Regions from separate parts of the Mus musculus genome. Here region 1 is linked to region 2. The links are chromatin contacts, found by Hi-C in ENCODE. All regions are on one chromosome and are shown on one strand. The core of a region is the stretch at or near the end of the contact, and the rest is flanking DNA. Distances in the headings are between cores, read along the strand shown.

Evidence for each region. Hi-C counts contacts between places; a loop is a spot of excess contacts on that map.
Region 1: a map of regulatory T cell shows a loop between it and region 2 (5-fold over the local background). The contact joins the promoter of Pttg1 here to the promoter of Mat2b in region 2. A Hi-C loop is called at or near these places in 2 of 37 maps with a recorded cell type or tissue (Patski and regulatory T cell).

The regions. Positions count from the first base shown.
Region 1 is chr11:43,424,531-43,427,569 of GRCm38, forward strand. Pttg1 (pituitary tumor-transforming gene 1) reads right to left here and starts at 1,721. Exons shown (of 6, transcript NM_001131054.2): 1 at 1,671-1,721; 2 at 1,053-1,151; 3 at 189-367. The coding sequence starts at 1,140.
Region 2 is chr11:40,690,988-40,693,994 of GRCm38, forward strand. Mat2b (methionine adenosyltransferase II, beta) reads right to left here and starts at 1,695. Exons shown (of 7, transcript NM_134017.2): 1 at 1,491-1,695. The coding sequence starts at 1,553.

The sequences.
Region 1 (3,039 bases), core at 471-2,970, 2.7 Mb after region 2:
AAAAGCACTTGCTGCTCTTCCAAAGGAGTCAGACTCAATTCCAAGCACCCAGCGCCCTCTTCTGGCCTCCTTATGTAACTGCACACATGCAGTATTCATCTACAGCTACGTATACATGAATAAAAATAATAAACTTTTCTTAAGTGCCAACACATGTACAAATATTCATGTTCATAGCCCGCACTCACCTTTTTCCCAGTCAAGGTCGGCTGTTTTGGTTGGAGGGGTTTGCCAGTCTTCATAGGCTTTTCGGCAACTCTGTTGACTGTCCCCAAAGCCTTTCTGCTGGCTTTAGGCACGGCTGGAGCATTGAACACTTTGCCGACTCGAGGCGTTGAAACCTGCAATTTCCCATCTAAGGCCTTGACTGTTGAAAAAGGGATAATCATTAAAAAAAAAAAAAAATCACAGACTCAGTGGGTAAATAAAGGAGCTTTCGGCTAAACCAGACAACCTGAATTCAGTCCCCAGAACCCACACAGTATAAGGAAAACCAATTTCCACAGGTTGTCCTCTGACCTCCACAGGCACACCACGGCATGCGTGTGACCCCACACATACACAAATAAAGGTAATAAATGTATTGCTCTTAAAGATTAGGCCATACAACTTAACTCAATTCTTACACACAAACCTGTGCCTCATTTGGGGCAGTTACTTAGCACTCTAAATAACCTCATTAAGACAATAAGTATGAACATAGGCACCATGGCGCACGCCTTTAATCCCAGAATTTAGGAGTCAGGGGTAAGTGGATCTCCTGAGTTCAAGGCCAGCCTGATCTGCATAGCAAATCCCAGGCCAGTTAAAGCTATGTCTCAAAAAACCGATTTAAGCAGAGCGCCTGGACACGTGACTTAGTAGCATTTGAAAAGCTCCAAGTTCCATTCCCGGCAGTGCATAAGCCAGGCAAGGTGGCCCATGCCTGTAATCACTGCACTGGGCAGGTGGAGTCAAAGGATCAGAAGTTCAAGGCCCCCCTAGGTTACATTGGGAACTGTAGGCTGGGACCATTCACAACACCTGTGTATCTCAAGGCAGGAAATACTTACCACCAGTGCCCAGCTTCAACCCATCCTTAGATGCCAAACGGCGGCCGGGTTCTTCATTATCCTTATCAACAAAGATAAGAGTAGCCATTCTGGATTACTCTAAGGGAGAGACCTGAATATTAGGATATTGGCATTGAGGACGGCTGGAAAAACTACGCAGTAACAGAGACCAAGCTTTACCCAGGGCACCTATGCACAAAAATTTATAAGTAGCTGGAGAAGTCAACAGGCTTAATCCAGATCCTAAATCTGCACGCCAGGGTCATAAAACACTCAACTCTTACAGAAATCAGTTTATGTTGGCACCCATCAAAACTGTCTCCAGCCTACAATCTCTGCTATAAAGAGAAGCCAAGAGGATGCTCAAATTTGGCCTCCTGCTACATAACAAGTTCAAGACCAGCCAGGGCTGCTTGAGATCCTGAAGTGGGGAGGGAAGAAGAAAAGTAAAAACAGCGTTGCTGTGGGTCGAGCACGACAAGAGCGCCTCGGGACGCGGGGCCGAGTGAAGCACACGTCCCGACCCTGCTTCAACCTCCAGTCCCGGGTCTGCCCTCCCCGCCACCCCAAGCTCGCCCAAGACGCCCTCACCCACGACGAGCTCACAGCTAAACTCACCGAAGACTGCGCCACCAACGACCCGGCACACCGCAGTTTAAACTGTAACTCAATTGGTCCCTCCGAGAGGAGGTGGGGCCTACAGCCTGAGAACCAATGGGAGCAACGGAAGTTTTCAGCCACCGCCCAGCTCTCGCGTCTGTCTCCAAAGTATTAAGGAAAACAAAACTAAACAAAACCAAAAAAAAAAAAAAACAAACAAACAAACTAGAATCGTACATTGTCCAAAACTCCTGTGAGAGGCTTTTTGTTTGCCACGACATGGACCTGCGAGAAGGTACTCACCCAATAAACGTCTTGTCCCTTTAAATTTGAAGGGCTTTTTTTTTTTTTTTTTTTTTTTTTTTGGAAACAGGTTTTCACAGGACTCAGACTGTCCTTGAACTGTGCAATGGATGGTGAATGACAATCACTTTTAACTCCTGAGACTGCTTCCGGTCTTCCAAGGACTAGATTAGTGGCTGTGCCACTGCTCCAGGCTCACTTTTATGGTTTTGGCTTCTTTGAAAAAGTCTCTTACTACCCAGTTCAGGCTTTTCGGAAACTCACTAGCCCAGGCCTGCTTCTGACTCAAGATTCTCCTGCCTCAGAGCTCAGATCAGAGTAGCCAGAGTGTAATCTCTAGGGGAACAGGCCTGCGCAGTAGATACTGGAGTTTGGAGAAGACTAAAAAGGAATAAGTAGTAGAAGAGACCAACATGTACATAAAAACTTAACTGAAGAAGCCAAGAGGTTTAATCCAGACCTTAAATCTTCAAGTCAAAGTCAGAGGCACTAATCTACTGAGAAGATGGTTTGGGTCTTGGATCGGCCCCCACCAAAACCTATCCAAGACTGGAGAGATTCCTGGGCAGTTACAAGCACTTACTGATCTTGAAGAAGACCCTGGCTGTCCTGGGAATCACTATGTAGACCAGGATGGCCTGGAACTTAAGACATCTGCCTGCCTTTGCCTCTTAAGTAGTAGTTAATCTCTGCTTATTTTTAGAACTTGTGGAAATTTGGCAGGTTTGAAGACAAAGAATGGAGATTATTCAAGAGCCCAGGACTTCCCATTGAAATAAGCATTGTTAATAATAACATTGGAGCCTCCCCCTGCACACTTTCTGCTATGTGTGTGATTATATTTAATTAACATAAAAGTTCCTTAGTCTCCTTTGTGTGTTCCTGAAAACATTCTAAAGTTCCATGATTGATACTGGGATACTTGTACTAGGAATTTCACCCACCCCACCCCACCCCCTCCTGCTGGACAGACCCTTTCTACAAAGGTTGTGACAGCTTGTAAAGTCCTCAGCTCTATGGAGCCACAGGAGATGCTGATGTGTGACTGGTGAGTGGTAGATCAAGAAAGCTTGCTTGCTTTCTT
Region 2 (3,007 bases), core at 445-2,944:
CGGGGATTTGAGGACAGCCATGAATACACAGTGAGACTGTTTAAAACAAACAAACAAATGCAACAACAGAAAGAAAAAACAAACAAACAAACAAAAAACCACCCTAAAAAGCAATCACATCTCCTCACCACTACAAACTTCCTGAGTACTGAGATTACAGACATGAGTTAGCACACTCAGTTTACCACTCTCTACTTTTCTTTTACTGAACTGGGGAAATGCATTAAGCCTACACGAATACATGCTCATACGCACACACCTTTGGTCACATGCCGTCACCAGTCTGGAACTGCAAATACATTCGAACTTTGGCTAAGGCCCAGCCATTTGGAGATAATATTGAATGTGCATCACGCAAATGTAAAAATTTCCCATTATCAACTGGTTGTGGTGGCTCAGATCTTCAATCCCAGCACTCCTCGAGGCAGAAGCATCTGAGTCCAAGGCCAGCCTGGACAACACATACTGAGTTCTAGTTTGGGTTTCTATTGCTGTGTGAAAACATCAAAGCATTGTTTGGCAGGAGGTACTTAGCTTACCATTTCCACATCACTGTTCGCCCCTGAAGGAAGTTAGGACAAGACCCTGGAGGCAGGAGCTCACACAGGCCTTGTGAAAACTGCTTAATTCCTCAGCCAGCTTTCCTAAACAACTCAGGACTATAACAGCCCAGGGGCTCCGTCCTCCCAAGTCAATCGCCAATTAAGAAAAGGCGCTACAGGTTCACCTAATAATAGCCTAATCTTATGGCGGTATACTCTTAACAAGAATCCCTCATCTCAATAGGGACTCCCTTATCTCTAGTAACTCTAGCAAGCACAGGACCCTCCCCCAAATTAAAAGTTTGCATTAAAAAAAAAAAAAAAACTGGCCACATCCTAGGCGTTTTTATATCAGCAAGACACATTAGTTCATCGACTGTGCTGGATACATTCTGTAGGTCAGTAAGTACTTAACGGGCTTGAAACACGGGACCGTGGACCAGACTTGGAAACATGCTGGGGGAAGTTTACCAGACATGCAATTTCTTTCAGCAGTCTTCCACCACGCAAAATACAGCGGTTCAGAAAACGTAGAAGCTAAAAGCCCAACACTGGAATTCCTGCTCAAACCTTCCTGAATAAACTCGAGGCGGTGCCCGTCTGCCTACCAGGGAGCCTGAGCGTTCACAGCACCGCACAGTCGGAAATCCTGACAGCCTTAAAAGTGCCTCAAGGAACCCGCCCCGTGCAAACTATGAATTCACCAAGTTGACCCCGCCGACACCGCCATTTATGGAAAGTCACTCTCCCCCTGTCCTTAAAGATCCAGGAACACAAAACAAAGATGATGACTACTGAAACGGGAGCCAGCCCGCGGGAGGCGGCGGGAGGCACCGGGAGTCTCCACCTCCGCGCTCCCCGGGCTGCAGCGGGCGTGAGCGCAGCCCTACAGGGAGAGAGGTAAACAAACTCAAAGGCGCCACCCCGGCTCCATGCCCCGAAGCTCACCTCCACCAGCTGGCAGCAGCCGGGGACGAAGTGGATGGAGAGCTCCTTCTCCCGGCCCACCATGCCCGCAGTCTTTGCGCCGCTTCAGTCGCGACCGCAAGCTCCACTAGCGCAGCACTGCCAGGGGCCGCAGCGCCCGCGCCCTTGGCCCTCCTCCCCTAGGCCCAGGCCGACCCCGGCTGCCGCTTCCGGCTTCCGCCGCCCTGGCCGCGCCTGTTGATTGGCCGCCTCTCGCCACGCGTTCAAAAAGGGGCGGAACCTCAAGGGACGCTGTCAGCCCATGTGCCAGTTCTTAAGGAGATAGAGCGTTAGAACGCAGGCACTGGTGCCAAGCGATGGATGCAGGCTTCCTTGGGTTTAAGAGTGTTGGCTTTTTTGTTTGTTTTTTTAAAATCTCTCCTACTTATTCCTTCTTAGTGAAGGGTAAGGAATCGATTCGCCTAGGTTTGCAGACTGCGAAATGCCTAGGAGTCAACCAAGCATGTATTATAGAAAATAGACTAAAACATCTGTAAAGTTAGGAGGCAAGAAGGTAAGGGTTGTCCCGTGAACACAGAGCTAAGGCTGGACTGAGTTGGTTTTAGGCAGTCCGAACCTCAGGCTGGCCTTGGGCTCAGAGAAAGACCTGCAATTTCTGATCCTCTCTAGTTTCCTTGTCCAAAGGCATCAAAGGGTTACAGGAGTGAACAACCAACCTAGGCAAGGTGCGGTTCGTCCTTTAAGGCAAGAAGAAAGAATAAAAATAGGACTGTGCTCAGAGTCATTAACATCCCTGAAAGCTATGTTTTTCTGGAATGCTAAAAAAAAAATGCTGTGAAGTTTGAAAACTGTTTATTTTTAGCTAATTAAAAATAAAAAGGTGTGGGAGAGAATGTTACTTTCTAAAAGGCAGGTTCTTCGTATTTCCCCCCCCGCAGAACCACAGGAGAAACTCAACTGTGCTAACAAGCCCAGTCAACTTTTAAGTAGATTTAACAGGCGTCCTGGCTGCCCTTTGGAGGCTTCACTTAGGGGACGACGACGCCCGGGGCTGCTGGAGCCAAGCCAAGGAGGAGCTGCTAAGACTTAAAATGAGGGAGCCAAGGAAGGGCGGAATGCCAGGCGCTCCTTCCAGCCCTGTGTGGTTGTTCAAAAGTTAATCAGAAACAACAGCTCGCAGGGTCTGACTCAGCTCTCAACTGTAACCTGCAGGTTACAAGCTCCGAAGCACAGCAACAGGCAAGCCAGTGAAATTTACCCTGAAAAAAAGCCCGGGCACACTTTTTCTCCGCCCACTCTCTACCCAACAATCTATTCCCATCCAGACACCCACGATAAGGGATTTCAAAACTCGCCCCAAAACGTGACCACTGCCTGAATTACCCCCAAAGGCCTCATTTTCAGAATCCTTTTGGTTTATTTTTAGACTAAGGATTAAGCTGCCCCTTGGGAAAAGTTTTCCTCAGTCAGGTGATAGTTTTTCTCCCACCCCCCCACCCCACCCCCCCCCACTAAAGAATTTATTCCCTCACTCTTTG